2 separate regions of the Homo sapiens genome follow, and region 2 is linked to region 1. A link is an interaction called in ENCODE POLR2A ChIA-PET data of the cell type or tissue named here. Cell type or tissue: HepG2. All regions are shown on one strand. Links, peaks and the distances in the headings refer to the core of each region. The heading gives the core; the rest is flanking DNA.

Region 1 (8,898 bases), core at 3,041-5,540:
AAATTACCCCGTGTGTCTGCTCTCATCACCATCCTCCCCAGTGCTTGAAGGAGACTCTAGAAGGTCTGTTCCAATTCGTTCTTTTGGTCAGGTCAGAACTAGGTCCTTCAAACCTCTGGAAAAGCTTTTAGCCCTACAGCTCTAAATTACACATGGTGACACACGGCCTCTGGCCTGTCCCCTAAAGATCAGACAGACTCAAGATTTATAAATGTTCCAAGAAGCAGGTTCAGGCCCCAAACAAAGGAACTGAGAGGCTGGGGAACAGGGAGGAGAGGGGAGAGGGATGGGGGCGAGAAGGGGACTGCACGTGGACAGGTTTTCTTCTCACTTGTGCTTCCTCCTTACTCAAGCCAGTCACAAATCCCCTGCACTTTAACAAAGGAAGAAAAATACTCAAAACTTCCACCATCCCTACTACTAGCTTCAAATCTTCCACATGATTTTAAAGAAAAATAATTTACCTTAGCGGACTTGCAAAAAAGCAGAGGGGTGGGGGAGGAGCCACTCTTCAGACAAAAGGGGCGCCGCTCCTTCCACGCATTAATATTCCATATTCCCGGGATGATGTCCACTTTCACAGTTTGACTGTTTTATAACAGATTTGATGTGAGAGAAGACAAATGGCCTCACAAAGGAAAGACGACAAATCATCACACTGCTTTTAGCAGGGTTTCTCTTTATTTTTATTTATTTTTATTCCGGACCTGGGATGCAGAGCTCTCTGCCTTGCTGGAGATGTTTAATATTAACGTCAAGCCACCACGGTCCCCGCAATAGAGTTGGCCAGTGTTGTGTTTACGGTTTTGTGACTGCTGGCTTCAGGAAGATGAAGCTCCTTGTTCAAACAGCAGCCCCTCTAACAGCTCCTGTTAAAAGCTAGGGGATGCTTCACTGCTTAGACGTGAATCACTTCCCCCAGCCGCACAGAAGGTGAGACTGACATTCCAGTTACATTTGTATCCGTATCAGGATGCTGCCCAACAACCCAGGGCGTGTGTGCATGCGTGTGTGTGTGTGTGTGTGTGTGTGTGTGTGTGTGTGTGTTGGGGGAGCACAGGATGCATCGCTCAGCTCTAGCTTAACTTCAACACGCAGGAATTAGTGAGGGTATTCAATGTCAACCCATAGAGTTTTGGCAAGGCACTCTGCTATTACTTCTGGTAATAAGTTGGAGGATTTCTTTTGCTTAGAAATCGGGTACCAATCAAAACGCACAAGAAGTAACTAGTAAGTGAGCAAATGCAAAGTGCCAGCTCTGCAATGCGAGTCAGGGGACACAGAGGAACCGCTGGGGCCTGGGGAGCAAGCCCTTCCAGCTGCTGGCCAGCTGCCCTACCCGGAAGTCTCCCCCCGAGCGTTCAAGGAGCATGTGTTCTCCTGGCTCTCCTCTGCCTTCCTTCTCCCAGGTTCTGCTCTTGGCTTCCTCTCTTCTTTTGACACCCTCCCCTGGTGATCCTACACACACTCTAATGGTCTAATGGTCTCCTCCGCGTGAAGGACCCCAGAGCCCGAGTCCCCGCTCCCCTGCCCTCCCCCTAAACTCATCTCCTGCCTTGCAAGGCTCTTCTGACACCCAAGCTACCATTTCTCCTAACAATGGCAGCAAATTCTTTTTTATTCACATCCCACACAACTGTTTAATGGCAGTGAGCTGTAAGACAAAATTACAGATATCGATACCACATTTTCTGATGAAAAAATAAAATCCAGTCTGAGATGGGGCTCTTGTTCAGACTGTATGCCTATTAATTGATTAAAAAAAAAAGGCTGCTCTCAATCTGTCCATAATTTTTTGGTTTTTAATAGTATCCTTCAAAGAACTTCCTTCCTGCCTCTGCAAATCAGAAATTCAGCAAAAGGAGCATCTGTCCTAAACACCTGCCAGGTGAGCTTTCCCCAGCAGCACTGAGCAGGCCTGCAACAGGGGGCCTGCAACAGGGCATCTCTCCCACTCGTTTCACCAGCTAGTCTCTGAGGTCAGCAGTTTGATTACCTCAGCCAGTTATACGATTGGCTCTAAAAAGCCTGACTGCTAAGTGCAAAGTGAGCAGTTTGCATTTCTTCCCCTGAACCTGAAGAGTCTGTCTGGCTGTACAGTTGTGTTTCCCCCTGTAGGACCGAGCTGTGGAAGAGAAGGCAGAGTGCTGCCAAGTGTGTGTATGAGAAAATGTGTATTGATTTCTTCTTTCTTATAGGGGAGGACAAAGCATTGAAGAACAATTGCTCGTCTTTGCAGCATTTCACATTCCATACAAGAGACAAAAGGCCCAACCCCCACTACCCTCTGAGAAGCAGAAAGGGGAACGGAACAGGACTGTGTCTCCTGGGTGTCGGCAGCCACGAGTGCTGCTGCAGGTCAGCTACTGAGACTCCAAACACCCTGGGGCCCATGGCTGCTCACCTGTCTCTCATCAAGTAATTTCCCTTCTGGGCTGATGTTTCCTCATCTATATTGTAGAAGAAAGGCCTTCAGTCTTATTTACCACGTAAGTGGAGGTGCCCAGGGGGTCAAAGAATTAATGTTTATAAAGTGTTCTGCTCCCCAGGGAGACAGTGGTAAAGCATAGGGTGTGGTTATGGCTCATTCAGGACCTCATTTCTGAGGGTGGCTGGTGAGAGCTTCCCATGACCAGGTGCTGCCAGCAACTTGAACTCCAAGTCTAACGAGGTAAGGTCCTCGATCTAAATATCCTTTCTTAGCTTGACACTTAATACCAACACTAAAAATAACAAAGCAGCCAGGCCTTTATGCTTTGTTAATGCACTTACAGAATCCATTCCAGAACTGTTTTCTTCTTAAAGAAAAATCCTGAAAGCAGAGTCCAGAACACTGACCGAAAGCTATAAATCACTACAGAGCCCTGCTGGGGTTCTTCATGCTCCATAGTAACTGCATGGTGAGTATCTCTAACTCAAGTATCTGAAATCTGAAATGCTCCGAAATCTAAAACTTTTTGAGCACCGACACGAACTATGCTGTAAGAAAATGCTCACTGGAGCACTTCAGATTTCAGATTTTCAGATTAGGCATGCTCAACGGGGATAATACAAATATTTCCAAATCCAAGAAAATCTGAAATACGAAATTCCTCTGGACGCAAGAATTCGATAGGTGACACTTGACCTGTAATAATTTATAGGAAGGCCATCAGAACCAAACCTGGTTTAAATAGCACAGAAAACCTATAGTATATAGTATATAGCAGGAGAAACCTATAGTATATAGTATATAGCAGGAGAAAACCTATAGTGTATACAAAGTTTAGGGTCTTGGAAGTGATGGACATGTAAGAGTGTTCTTGAGAGAGCCTTTCCCAGGGTTCAATCCTAAGTAAAAATGACCCCAAAAACCCTCTAAGCAAAGGGTGGGGAATCAGAAGTCCCAGAGGAGAACCTTTCATTCTGGGTCTTTTCCAACATTGCCATGAGCTAAGAACAAAATAAGGAGCCGGCCCTCAAGCGGTGCAATGGTTTAGCATGGAGACCTAACCTATGAATAATTAGGAAACAACCTGGTGGTAGATGCTATACATAATATGGATCTATACAAAGTGACATGGAAGCAGAGGAAAGTATATTAAAGAAGTGAGATGATTTGGAGAGATTTCAGCAAAAGAGGCAAGAAACTCATCTTCATCTTATAGGACAGTTGCAAAAATAATCTTGTAAACAGCAAACTGTAAACAAACATACAAGCTGGGGGCCTTTAAAAGCATCTCAGACAGGAAGCCTCTACCCAACTTTTTTTGGGGTTTGCACAGAAATGGCTATGTCTGTATTGCATGCTGAGGGACAGTGGCGTAATACACAGATGTGAAAACACAAAGTTTGTTTATTTAAATAATTATCTGTTAGGGGTTACATTTAAAATAGTCCTTCTCAGAAATTAAAAAATTAAAAAGAACATTTTATTCTCAAGAATCCAGTGAACAAGAGGCCTGTTTTCACTATGTAAAAGAAAGAAACCATGGCCCATAAAGAAGGCTTCCCAGGGTGGCACTGCATACGAGCGAGGGCATAAGGTGCTCAGGAATACTGAGTCAGCGCTGAGCTCAGAGGAGGCCGACAATAACTGGAAAAAGACCTTAAGTGAAGTGTTTTGCAAATACTACAATTGAAATTAAAATATATTATTCCAAATATATGAACATAAAATCTCGATAATACCAAATACAAGATTACAGTACACACAGGCATACTTCTTTGACTTTTAAGTTAACATACTTAGCAAGAAAAAAGCCCCCAATAAGTGTGTCTGTGAACTGTTATACAGTTAACAGTTTAACTGTTTGGGAGGAACAAACAGAATGGGTTCAAAGAAGAAAGCTCAGTGGGGGTGGAGAATCTGAAGTCTCCCTAGAAAGGCTGGTGACCTCATGACTGAATATTTCAACAGGAAACAACAGTGAGACGGGGGTGGGAGATGCTGCAGGCTATGAGCAGAATGAACAGACATGCAGAATAGGGAGTGTGTCCCAGGGATTGCAGGTGTCTGCTCTGGACAGCACATGGGGTGAAATAGGCGATAAGGAGAGAAAAGTAGCAAGGCAACAAGTCATCGATGGCCTTGACTGGCAGGCTTGAGAGTCTGGGTTTTATGCTAGAGGCAAAGAGTAGCATGTGATATTGGAGGAAGGTGAATCTGGCAATGAAACAGAACTGATGAGAATACAGACTATTGGTTAATATGCCGTTAGTGTAATAGTCGATGTGGGAATTAAAAAAAAAAAAATTTGCCAGGCGCGGTGGCTCACACCTGTAATCCCAGCACTTTGGGAGGCCGAGGTGGGCAGATCATGAGGTCAAGAGATCGAGACCATCCTGGCTAACACAGTGAAACCCCATCTCTACTAAAAATACAAAAAATTAGCCAGGCGTGGTAGTGGGTGCCTGTAGTTCCAGCTACTCGGGAAGCTGAGGCAGAAGAATGGCGTGAACCCGGGAGGAGGAGCTTGCAATGAGCCGAGATGGTACCACTGCACTCCAGCCTGGGTGACAGAGCAAGACTCCGTCTCAAAAAGAAAAAAAAAAAAAAAAGAAAGAAAAAATTAAAAGGCCAGGTGCAGTGGTGGCTCATGTCTGTAATCCTAGCACTTTGGGAGGCCAAGGTGGGAGGACTGCTTGAGTCCAGGAGTTCAAGACCAGCTGGGGCAACACAGCAAGACCCCGTCTCTACAGGAAAAAAAAAAAAAAAAAGCTGGGTGTGGTAGTGTGTGCCTGTAGTCCCAGCTACTTGGGAGGCTGCAGCAGGAGAATCACTAGAGCACAGGAGTTCGAGGCTGCAGTGAGCTATAATTGGGCTACTGTACTCCAGCCTGGGCAACAGAGTAAAACCTTGTCTTTTGTTAAAAAAAGAAAAAAACAAAAAAAAAGACCTGGACTCAAAAAAAGAGGCAGTAGAAATAAAAAGTGAAGATCATTGAATAATATATTAAAATAATGCTCCCAAGTAGATTAAAAGAAAAAAAATTCAGATGAAATTAAATAAAATATAGGTGAATAATTGTTCTGGGATACAGGAGAGATTGCCTAATCATAAAACAATGAAAAACACCCCCCACAAAAAGGTTCTTATATATTTAATCAGGTTAAAAAGTAAAACTTCTATGTAACCAATAAAAATCATTAATATTGACAGGTAAGCAAAATATGGAAATCTACAAAAACCAGGAAATGTTATATAACCATAAATATAGCCATAATATAGAGAATTCATACAGGAAGAAAATTCATAAAGAAAAGTCAAAACTCAAAAAGAAAATGGGCAAAGGATAAAAACAACTACAAATGATAGAAATACATGATTAATACTCTTCAAATTTACTATTATAAGAGAAAATAAACATTAGATTATAGCCCACTGCCTACCATATTATATGTCCTCAATAAGGTGTCATTTGTTATGAACTTAAAAACAGTAAGTAACTTTTATATCTAAATAGGAAATATTTTTTAAAAGATGGCTCTCCCGGCCGGGTGTGGTGGCTCACACCTGTAATCCCAGCACTCTGGGAGGCTGAGGTGGGTGGATCACCTGAGGTCAGGAGTTCGCGACCAGCCTGGCCAACATGGCAATACCCCGTCTCTACTAAAAATACAAAATTAGCCGGGTGTAATAGGACACGCCTGTAGTCCCATCTACTTGGGAGGCTGAGGCAGGAGAATCACTTGAACCCGGGAGGCGGACATTGCAGTGAGCCGAGATTGCACCATTGCACTTCAGCCTGGGCGACAGGGCAAGACTCCGTCTCAAAAAAAAAGAAAAAGAAAAAAGAGCTCTCCAGCTTAGCAAAGATAAAATGACATAAGCCTCAGCTGGAAAGAAAAGAGTCATGTAACTTAGTAAAACTCATCAAGAGTCATTAGAAAGTTTAGATATTTGACCCAGAAATCTATTCTAAAGACACAGCAAAACCTAGAACATAGATTTCTGTATATATATGTTCACTGCAGCACTACTTGAAAAGAAAGGCAACTACAAACAACCTAAATGTCCAACAATAATACATATTCCATAATAGATTATTAGGTTATTAAAATGCTTTTAAAAATACTTAAGGCATTAAAATGCTTATAAGTTAATCTGAAAAAAGATTCAAACACATACGTATATATCTGTATAAAATACATACACAAAAAATTCTATAAGAAAACATGTAAAAGTATTAATAATGTTCTACCCTCAATAGCAGGATGACAAATTTTTCTTTGTCCTTTCTATATTTTTCAAATTTTCTTCCATAAGCATGCACTATTTTTATTATACAGGAAAAAGATACTGTCTCTAAGAAAAGTAGGTGATAGGTGCCTGACTATGGCAGAGAATAGAATTACATGCATAAACTGACTAAATATACCAGATCAGGATTCAAAGCTAATTATGAGGTCTAAGGTCTTTGTAACCAGAATGATATAACATAAAACCAGGTTTGGGAATCCAGTGATTCACACTAAAATATGAATGACTGACAGGCAAAACCTTCCTGTATAGAAAGCATCTCTCCTATAAAAGAAAGCGTGGGGGGGGAAGCATTTTAATCTAAAGAAGTTCCCCCCCCCAAATAAGTTTTTGAAAGAGTAGCTAGGGGTGGGGATGGGGGCCTTCCCTGTGGCACATGATTCCCAAATATTTCTAAAAGTTTGTGAATTTCTTGGCAACAGCAGTGGGGGTTGGGACCACACTCTTAGATGCACACACCTGTTCCACTACTTACTTGCTGTTCAGCTTAGGCAAGTTATTTAATTGTTCCATGCCTTAGTATTCTTATAAAATGCAGATAACATCAATCACTGTTTTTTTTTTAAATGAGGAACAAATGAAAATATATGTGAAGGGCTTAGTGCAATGTCTGGCATATAGTAAACTCTCAGTAAGTGAAATATGATATGATTATTCTATATTATTTCATTGCCCATCAGACACAGGGGACAGACTTACAGTGGATAAATCAGAGCGAAGGATAACTGCACTTAGAAACAGAAATGGTATCTCAGCAATCGACTGTTGGCTCAGTGATCACTGTGGGGCACATCAATAACATGATTATGACTAACTAAATTAAGGTGAAAAACTTAGCTATTGCCTACCGGCTTGCAAGTAACTTGCCAGTTACTTAGCTGTGATTAATACAATATCTGTAAGATATTGCAATATATTTAGAAAGCCAATAATAATAAAAATTAAAAAACAAGTCCTTAAGAGAAACATTTACACACACTTTAAAGAATGTGAAACATCCCTTTGGGAAAAAAAGAGGATTTACAATCCTTTGAAGAAGCGATGAGAATATAAGTGCAGAAATGAGAACTATAGTCAAAAAGGCCCATTTTGAGGAAGGATTTATCTGTTCAGCATCTACAAATCTCTTTCTAGAAGATGTGCTTTTATCACTCTACCTCCTGCTTGGAGCCAAGGCTTCATTTTGACAATGCAAGTTCTCTAGAATAAGAGACTGAACAGCAGCAAATCAGGAAAAATAGAAGAAACAACAGCAGTGTTTTTTTTCCAACCCAGTTTTAAAACTCTGGCCCAAGCCTTAGGTTTGAACTTGAGAGTGTTTCCTTTGTCCTTTCTGACATTACTGGCGAAAGAAGGCCCCATGCCCCTATCTCTGTGCTGGACGCCATCCTTAATGATGATATATGCGGGTCCTTTCCCCTCAGCACTGCTGGGGGGTCAAACGTGTGGTGCTACCCACCTGAGAATCAACAAGCAAATTATAAACTATGTCAATCCGAGTTAATGCAAAGCTGTAATCCTCTTTAACAAGAGATCAAATCACTGCCATGAGTTATGTTCATTCTGTAATCTGATAAGGAAGAGAGGGAACCTCTAATAAAAGAGTAATGGGAGCCTTTAATGACGCTGGTAAAAGGTAGCCCCAGTTAAAACATCACTCTTGTTCTTGCTGATTAGATCAATGTTGCATATTTGCCTGGGCTTGTCTCACCTGTCAGAATAACCTGTGTCTTTTTAGGAGATACGAAGCCTCAGAGAAAACATCTGTACTTTAACCATTCTTGCTTGCAAGTTTTTAACCAACAGAAAATGCTCTATGGAGGGTATTTCAGGGGTTATTAGCTGATGTGTTCTCAAATGCTGAGCAAGCTACACCAGAATATCTCACCATGATTCAGTGCATATTCCTATTAAATATAGGTAGGGGGGAGCAAGAAATGGTTTAACTATCTTCTGGGTTACCAACTGGGGGAAAAGAATATCATCAGTAGAGTGGTAGAGTATGCCCATATTTAGGGTGCAGACCCATACACAAAAATGGCAAGCTGAAGATAAATTGCCTGTACAATTTCTATTATACCAGGGCATCTCAAGAACAACGTGGCAGTGATGTTGACAAAGCACTTTACAAGGCTGGATTGCATTTGTACATTTCT
Region 2 (8,898 bases), core at 3,666-6,165, 84 kb after region 1:
TCCCCATTCTCTTTTTTTGTTTCTTTTTTAAAATTAATTTTTAAAAATTGAGACAGGGTCTCACTGTGTTGCCCAGGCTGGTCCTGAACTCCTGGGCTCAAGTGATCTGCCCATCTTGGCCTCCCAAAGTGCTAGGGTTACAGGCGTGAGCCACTGTGCCCAGCCACTCCATTCTCTCTTAAACCCATTCCAGTCAAGCCTGTAAGCCTACTAGCCTGCCAAACTCCATCAAGGTCAAGGATGCCCACCATGTTGCTAGATAAGTCAGTTCTCAATCCCCATCTTACTTCCATTAGCAGCAGTCTCACCTTTCATATCAGAGAATAAATAAATCAAGACAGAGATATAAAGAAATTATCTAAAGTTACAGAAGTAAAACAAATAAAATGAGACTGAATGTCAGTCAAAGGAGTACTGTCTTCCTGAAGGCTTCTGTATATTTATCTTACTCCTGTGTGATTTTAAAAAAACAATTTAAGAACAGGTTTTAAGACATAAACAATAGAGTATCATCTTATGCAGCAGTTGGGTTCTAAAGTCTAAGCATAAAGCAAAAAATCAAGTTTTGACAAAACCACTTTGAAAATCCCTTATATTGTACATAATGTGTGGCATTGTGCTATCTTTCAATAAGTTCAACACAGCCAGTCTTTCCCCTCTAACATTAGCCCATACAGCACTTTGTCAATTAAACACAGATGATTCAATTTAGGGACCGTCCTGTACAAAGACTGCATGTTGTAACTTTAAGCACTAGATTGATATTCTGTTGATCGATGCTCACTAAAGAGGTACCCAAGAACAAAAAATAACCAAGGCAATAAAAGAATCCACCTGCCATCTCATGCATACCCTACGCTCACTGAATAAAGTGGCAGGCAGAATTATTGGCACTATATAAACAGTTTCTCTCTCCTTGGTTTTTGTTTTGTTTTGTTTTGTTTGAGACAGAGTTTTGCTCTTGTCAGGCTGGAGTGCAATGGTGCGATCTTGGCTCACTGCAATCTCCACCTCCCGGGTTCAAGCGATTCTCCTGCCTCAGCCTCCCGAGTAGCTGGGATTACAAGCATCCGCCACCACTCCCGGCTCATTTTTTGTATTTTTAATAGAGAGGGGATTTCACCATGTTGAACTGGTCTCGAACACCTGACCTCAGGTGATTCGCCTGCCTCGGCCTCCCAAAGTACTGGGATTACAGGCATGAGCCACAGTGCCCAGCCTCTCCCTCTTTTTCTTTTGGCCAGGCACATATAGTTACGTTTGAGTTAATTAAATGTACATATAAAGAGGTTCCATTGTGCAATGATATGTACAACTTCACCATGAATATAGTGACACAGTGATCCTACTATGGAGCTACTAGCTACTCCAAGTCAGGGCTACTTTCTTATCTAACTCATTACTATTAAAAATTATTTTTCTGAGCTACTCTGGGCCACTCTGCCTATGGGATAGCCCTGCTCTGTCTATGGAGCAGTCAAAAAAAAAAAAAAATTGTTTCTGATGCTGAAGACAACTCTCACTCCTAAGAAACCCAACCCCAAAACAGTGAAATGCATTTTCTAGCTAGATTGGTATCAGTAGTTTTTAAGCTGCCCTTAGCTCACACAGGTCTGTGACCCATTTAGGGCTTATACTCTTAGGGTAGGTAGAATCAGTGCATAAGAATCTGACACTCCCCTCCTCATTCCACCACTTGGTGACTTTGGAAAAGTTCTTGCTCTGTGATCCAGCTTTACTCTCTACATTATATAAATGCCTAATTAACTAAGTTGGACAAAGTAGTAGCTCAAAAGGGACAAAAAGTCTTCCTACACAGAACTCACTCTCTAATAAATAGATAAAACACTGCATATGTTATTTCAGTGCTAACAGGTATTATGTAAATACCAAACAGAAACTTATCAAGAAATGATTGCCTTCATTTCCCACCTACAGTTTAGCAAAAAGAAGATCAATAATACCTAGTGGAGGCAGGAGTGTAGGAAAACAACTGTTACAGATGAGAATTTAAATTGTTACAATTCTTCCAGGGGCTAGTTAGGCAATATATTCCAAAAGCCTTTTTAAAAAAACAATGTACAAGGCCCAGCACCGTGGCTCACGCCTGTAATCCCAGCACTTTGGGAGGCTGAGACAGGCAGATTACCTGAGGTCAGGAGTTCAAAACCAGCCTGGCCAACACAGTGAAACCCAGTCTCTACCAAAAACACAAAAATTAGCCAGGCACGGTGGTGGATGCCTGTAATCCCAGCTACTCAGGAGGCTGAGGCAGGAGAATTGCTTAAACCCGGCGGGGCAGAGGTTGCAGTGAGCCGAGATCCTGCCATTGCACTCCAGCCTGGGCGACAAGAGTGAAAACTCTGTCTCCAAAAAAAAAAAAAATCAATGTACAAGTCCTTTGTCCCAGCAACTACATTTCCAGGGAATATAGATCTGGGCAATATGATACAGTATCCACTAGCTACACGTGGCTACTAAGCACTCAAAATGTGTCTAGTCCCAATTGAGATGAACTGTGATTATAGAATATACTCTGGATTTCAAAGACTTAACATGAAAAAAGGAATGTAAAATATCTCATTAAGATTTTTATATTGATCACATATTGAAATTATAATATCTTTGATATATTGGGTTCAATATGTCTAAAATTAATTTTAACTGTTTCTTTTTTAAAATGTGGTTATTAAAAAATTTTAAATTACATGTGGCTTGCATTATATTTCTACTGGACAGTGCTATTTTTAGACAAACTGCACAAATATGTATGTACAAGGATGTTTATTAAAGCATGTTTTATACAAGTGAATAGCTAGAATAAACCTAAGCACCCATCAATACAGATTGGTTAACTAAATTGCAGTAAATCTATAAAAAGGAATACTTCAACTCCTAAAAATGCTGATGTACATCTAAATATACTGACATGAAATATTAAGTAGGAAAAATAAGCTTGAAAATAGTACATACTTATATGATTCCATTTTCTGTTTTAAAAAGTGTGTGGTGTGTGTGTGTGTGCACGCGAAAAGGTCTGGAAGGATATTCATCAAAATGACAACTATGGTTATCTCTGGGCAGTAGGATTACAGCTAATCCTTATTTTCTTCTTTATGCTTCTATGTATTTTCCGATCTTTGAAATAAGCATGACATACTTTTATAATTAGAACACTGAAGCTATTTTAAAAAATGATAGCCATCAGCTGAAGCAAAAAGATCAATCTTACTCACATCATCTTGGCTAGATGAAGTCTGCAGCAATAAGGGTCCTTAAGCCTACACAATGTTACAATTAGAGGGGGTTGCAAGTGCCTTTATCCCAAGCAATACTTAAACCCATCCCAAGTAATTAAAAATATTTCAAGGTTCTACAGAACATTGTGAGAACTTTGCCAAGAACCCATAAAGTGTTAACTGAGAGAACTCCGAAATAATCATTTATGGATTTGTCACCTAAGGCAACTAAGTAATTTAAAAGGGGGGGATTTCAGTGATAAAATTGGTTGCCTGTGGGACAGGGTACTGGGCGGCAGGGGTACAGGATTATCACTGTATATATAGTCTTTAGTATTTTTGAATTTTGAACTATGTGAATGTACTGCCTACTTAAAAATAAGTAAAACTTTAAAAACAAAACATTATCAAGACTCCATGATTTCCCACAGCTTACGCAAAATTTAAAACATTATTATTTAAGGTATCTATTATTGCTGAGGACAAATTACCATTAAAAATTTTAGTCTAGCCGGGTGCAGTGGCTCATGCCTGTAATCCCAGCACTTTGGGAGGCCGAGGCGGGTGGATCTTGAGGTCAGGAGTTCAAGACCGGCCTGGCCAATATGGTGAAACCTCGTCTCTACTACAAATACAAAAATTAGCTGGGCGTGGTGCTGCATGCCTGTACTCCCTGCTACTCCGGAGGCTGAGGCAGGAGAATCACTTAAACCCGGGAGGCAGAGGTTGCAGTGAGCCAAGGTCGCACCACTGCACTCCAGCCTCGGCGACAGAGCAAGACTCCATCTCGGGGGGGGAAAAAAATTTTAGTCTAGTCAAGTCAAAATAATTGGGGCTTTTGGGCAAGGACCACAAAGATATGAGAGTGTAAGTATGAAATGGGAAGATAACAGGGTGCAAACAAAATATAATTTATTAATAGTGAAATCTGTTTTCATACTCTTAGGAAAGTAAAAAATCTTAATACTTTCTCTGTATTTATATTACATTATGCTGTGTTCTTGGATGTTTTGCTTACGGGAAATATCAAAATGACAACCATTGTTTCTATTAAAGGTCTTTAATGATATTGCATTTTAGACCTGTAATGAAACATGGTGCTCACTGCAGTTTGTAATGCATCTCATTAAATACATTAATAACATGCATTGCACTAAAAGGTCAACTTATTATGACTGAAGTTTAGCTTTCCTTTAATCACTTCATTTAAAGCTATAGAGCAAACTCTGAAAAAGACAGTAGAGTACCCGTTACAGAAATACTCTCTAGGACCTTTTGCCTTAAAGAAAAGAAAAAAAACAAAAAAGACATTTACTTACAATTTTCCCACCCATCCAAATCAGTCATGTTTTTTGTTTGTTGGTTTGTTTGTTTTCTTGAGACAGACTCTCGCTCTGTCACCCAGGCTGGAGTGCAATGGCATGATCTCTGCTCACTGTAACCTCTGCCTCCTGGGTTCAAGCAATTCTCCCACCTCAGCCTCCTGAGTAGATGGGATTACAGGAACCCACCATCATGCCTGGCTAATTTTTGTACTTTTGTAGAGACGGTGTTTCATTATGTTGGCCAGGCTGGTCTTGAACTCCGGACCTCAGGTGATCTGCCCACCTTGGCCTCCCAAAGTGCTGGGATTACAGGCATGAGCCACCACACCCAGTCTGTATGTTTGTTTTTTTTGAGACGGAGTTTTGCTCGTTGCCCAGGCTGGAGTGCAGTGGCGCAATCTCGCCTCACTGCGACCTCCACCTCCCGAGTTTAAGAGATTTTCCTGTTTGGCCTCCTGAATAGCTGGAATTACAGGTGCCCGCCACCACACCCAGCTAATTTTTTGTATTTTCAGTAGAGACGGGGTTTCATAATGTTGGTCAGGTTGGCCTCGAACTCCTGACCTCAGGTGATCCACCTGTCTTGGCCTCCCAAAGTGCTAGGATTACAGGCATGAGCCACCACACCAGGCCAGTTATGTTTATTAAGAAATTACTGTTAATGTTTTTACATGAGATTATGGTATAATTTTTTAAAATCCTTATCTTTTGAACATACATGCTGAAAATTTTACTGATGAGAGAATGTGTATTATTTGCTTCAAAATAATCCAGAAGGTGAGCAGAGTTGGTACAACTACAGATGAAATAAGATTGACCATGAATTGATTATTGCTTAAGCTGGTGAAGGCATGTGGGGGTTCACTGTGCTATTTCTCTACTTTTATATAAGTTTGATATATCCCATAATGAAAAGTTTTAAATAACTCATGGTGAGATTTCCTTAAGTAACTTCCCTTCTTCCTTACATATCATTGCCACCAACATAAAAGATGTATTTCCTAATACAGTAGAAATTCTAAAAGAGAGAAGGCCAGGCACAGTGGCTCATACCTGTAAGCCCAGCACTTTGAGAGGCCAAGGTGGGTGGATCACAAGATCAGGAGTTTAGGACCAGCCTGGCCAACATGGTGAAACCCCATCTCTACTAAAAAAAATTACAAAAATTAGCCGGGTGTGGTGGCATGCGCCTGTAGTCCCAGCTACCCAGGAGGCAGAGACAGGAGAATCGCTTGAACCTGGGAGGCAGAAGTTGCAGTGAGTTGAGATCGCACCACTGCACTCCAGCCTGGGTGACAGAGAGAGACTCCATCTCAAAAAAAAAAGAAAAAAAAGAAAGAGAGAAAAAGCAAACCCTTTTAGAGAAATGGTTTTGTGCACAGAAAATCCCTTAATTTTGTTAAGATTACTCCATGACTTACCACTTATGCAGCCACTAAAATATCAGACGATGTCTTTGAAATCACTTCCACAGTTCAAGTTTAAATTACCAACATGTAACACCAAGGTGACTGGGGACTAAGTTTACGTGTTTGGGGTGGTGTGTGGAGAGGAAGGAGATATTCATTTAGTTTCTGAAAAGTAGAGTTTAGGGTGCTGAAGCTACAAAGGCATGGTACTCAGGAGTTTACTGGAGCTAGAATACAGCTGGAAGTCTGTTATTTTAGAGGCAATAGTTAGGGTTATCAGAGTAAGTGACAGTGCCAAGGAGAGACTATATTGAGAAAACGCAACCTGAGGACAGGATTCTAAACGGAATGAAATTTACATTGAGAGGATACAAAAGGAACCAGAGAAGAGATCAGAAAGGTAGGAGAACCCAAACAGCACAGGTAGTGTCACCAAGCCAAAGAAAAGTATTTCAAGGAAAAGTTAAACGCTTCAAGGAGGTAGTAGCTGGGTATAGCAATAAGGAAATCTGTAGCCATCTTTCCATAGCGTCGTAAGAGGCCAACACTGCATTGTAAGTATTAGTAAACTATAACACTTTCCAGAACAATTAGTTAATTTAAATTATATAAAGAATCCAAATACTAATAAAAAAGTAAAAAACACTGAAGACTAGTGAGGCTCAGTTACACTGATAACTATTGAGTGATTGCTCACATGGTCGAACACTGCCAAATGCCTCTTTGAGCAGAAAAAGATAATATTAGTACCTAACATTCATGGTGAGATGTGTGCCAGACACTGTGCTAATGCTTTCTATTGATTATGTCCTTTAATCCTCACAACCATATTATCCCCATTTTACTGTGAAGTTAAGTAACTTGCCCAAGGTCACATGGCTAATCCATTGCTGAGATGAAATCTAAACCAAGCCGGTCTGACTTTAACTACTCTGTAAGACCAAGCAAATTGAAAAGAGATTTAATTAAAGACAGTAAGTTCCAGTGGTTGTTCTGGGGTTGGTACAAATTCAGCCTATGTTCCACACCAGCTATACAGCACAGTAATAAATTGGTCATCCAGAGTAATGTGCTCAAGAATTTTCTCTCTCTCTCTCTTTTTTTTTTCGGGGGGGACAGTTTCGCTCTTGTCGCTCAGGCTAGAGTGCACTAGCACGATCTCAGCTCACTACAACCTTTGCTCCCGGGTTCAAGTGATTCTCCTGCCTCAACCTCCCAAGTAGCTGGGACTACAAGTGTGTACCACCATACCTGGCTAATATTTTTATTTTTATTAAAGATGGGATTTCACCACGTTGGCTAGGCTGGTCTCAAACTCTTGACCTAAAGTGATCCGCCTGCCTCAGCCTCCCAAAGTGCTGGGATTATAAGCGGGAGCCACCGTGCCCGGCCAAGAACTTTTTTTTTTTTTTTGAGACGGAGTTTCACTCTTGTTGCCCAGGCTGGAGTGCAATGGCACAATCTTGGCTCGCTGCAGCCTCCGCCTCACAGGTTCAAGCAATTCTCCTGCCTCAGCCTCCCGAGTAGCTGAGATTACAGGCACCTGCCACCACACTTGGCTAATTTTTGTATTTTCAGTAGAGACGGGGTTTCACCACATTGGCCAGGCTGGGCTCAAACTTCTGACCTCAGGTGATCAGCCCACCTCGGCCTCCCAAAGTGCTGGCATTACAGGCGTGAGCCACTGCACCCGGCCAAGAATTTTTTTCTTAAAGTCTGTTTATCAAGACAGGGGAGTATACAACATATTATGTCATATTGCCACAAGAAAAATTAGCTACTCTTCAAATGCACAGCTCATTACTTGAAAACTCCCTACCCTCCCACCTTAGAATATGTGATACCAAACTTCCTTTCTTCTCCCTCCTCCACCACAACCCACCCTGTCAGATTAATAGATGCTGTCAGATTAATTGAGGTTCATCAATGAGGTAAAGGCAATTGGTTAAGTACAAAAAAGAGTAAAAAGATCAGAACAAAATAAAAGTTAAATAACACTGCAGTGATTAAAGACACTAAATGAGTTGAGTATGGTGGCTCACACCTGTAATCCCAGCATTTTGGGGAGGCTGACACGGAAGGATCATTTGAAACCAGGAGTTTTGAGACCAGCCTGGTCAACATAGTGAGACCCTATTTCCACAAAAAAAGAAAAAATTAGTCGGGCATGGTGGCTCATGCCTGTAGTACCAGCTACTCAGGAGGCTGAGGCGGGAAGATCACTTGAACCCAAGAGTTCGAAGCTGCAACGAGCTATGATCACGCTACTGCACTCCAGCCTGGGCAACAGAGCAAGACCCTGTCTCATAACAAAAAGAAATTAAATCGTATCCAAGAATATGTGTCCATTATACTGGACACTGACTAACCCCTAAAATATCTATATTTAAATATGAATTTTTTAAAATGAAAAAGGCTCAAGCAAAAAGAATAATGAGTAACAAAATGAAAACAGGCCTTATCGTGAAACATTTAAAACATTTAATCTAGAGCAGTCTAGGTCTCATTCCAAAGGCATACCAGGAATTAGGGTACTAGGACACTAAAAATAGCAGAGAAGTGCTCCAAAAATCTCAAAAAACTTGAAAACCATCAATCTGTCATCTATTTGAGAGAGAAAGGAGGCAAAGACAGGGGCGGGGATATAAATGGCCCACCTCACCCACACAGGCCACGTAAGGCTCCTGGGAAGGACTGCCCAGACTTCCCACAGGGGAAGAAGCAGACTTTAAGTGTGGCGGGACACAAAACCCAAAAACTGGACTCTAGGAAGCCATTCCTAATTACATCAGGTATTCACCTACAAGAAACGTTCACTGAACTCCCTACCTGGGAAATCCTACACATTGATCTTGAATGTCTTAAGGCGGTTCTACCTACAGGCAGATGCCAAATTAGATATCCTCCTCAGGTCCCTTCCAACTC

Evidence for each region. Peaks named below come from ENCODE experiments on the same cell type or tissue, not always from the same donor. Only the 100,000 strongest peaks of a DNase experiment are listed, where the experiment ranks them.
Region 2: POLR2A ChIA-PET joins it to region 1 with 6 read pairs; 6 of 35 experiments call an interaction of 5 or more read pairs at or near these places.

Annotation. Positions count from the first base shown.
Region 1 is chr17:37,038,880-37,047,777 of GRCh38, reverse strand. All of the region lies in intron 11 of AATF (apoptosis antagonizing transcription factor), which reads right to left. It overlaps LOC105371753 (a long non-coding RNA gene), which reads left to right. Exons shown (of 3, transcript XR_934717.4): 2 at 1,810-1,888; 3 at 2,199-2,561. Among named protein-coding and RNA genes, the nearest start is that of MIR2909, 9.6 kb to the right of the region's middle. RefSeq lists a silencer at 4,460-4,660. In HepG2, for the core only: no CTCF peak of the experiment used is centred there; a DNase peak (open chromatin) is centred at 4,377.
Region 2 is chr17:36,955,162-36,964,059 of GRCh38, reverse strand. All of the region lies in intron 4 of AATF (apoptosis antagonizing transcription factor), which reads right to left. Among named protein-coding and RNA genes, the nearest start is that of AATF, 11 kb to the right of the region's middle. In HepG2, for the core only: no CTCF peak of the experiment used is centred there; no DNase peak of the experiment used is centred there.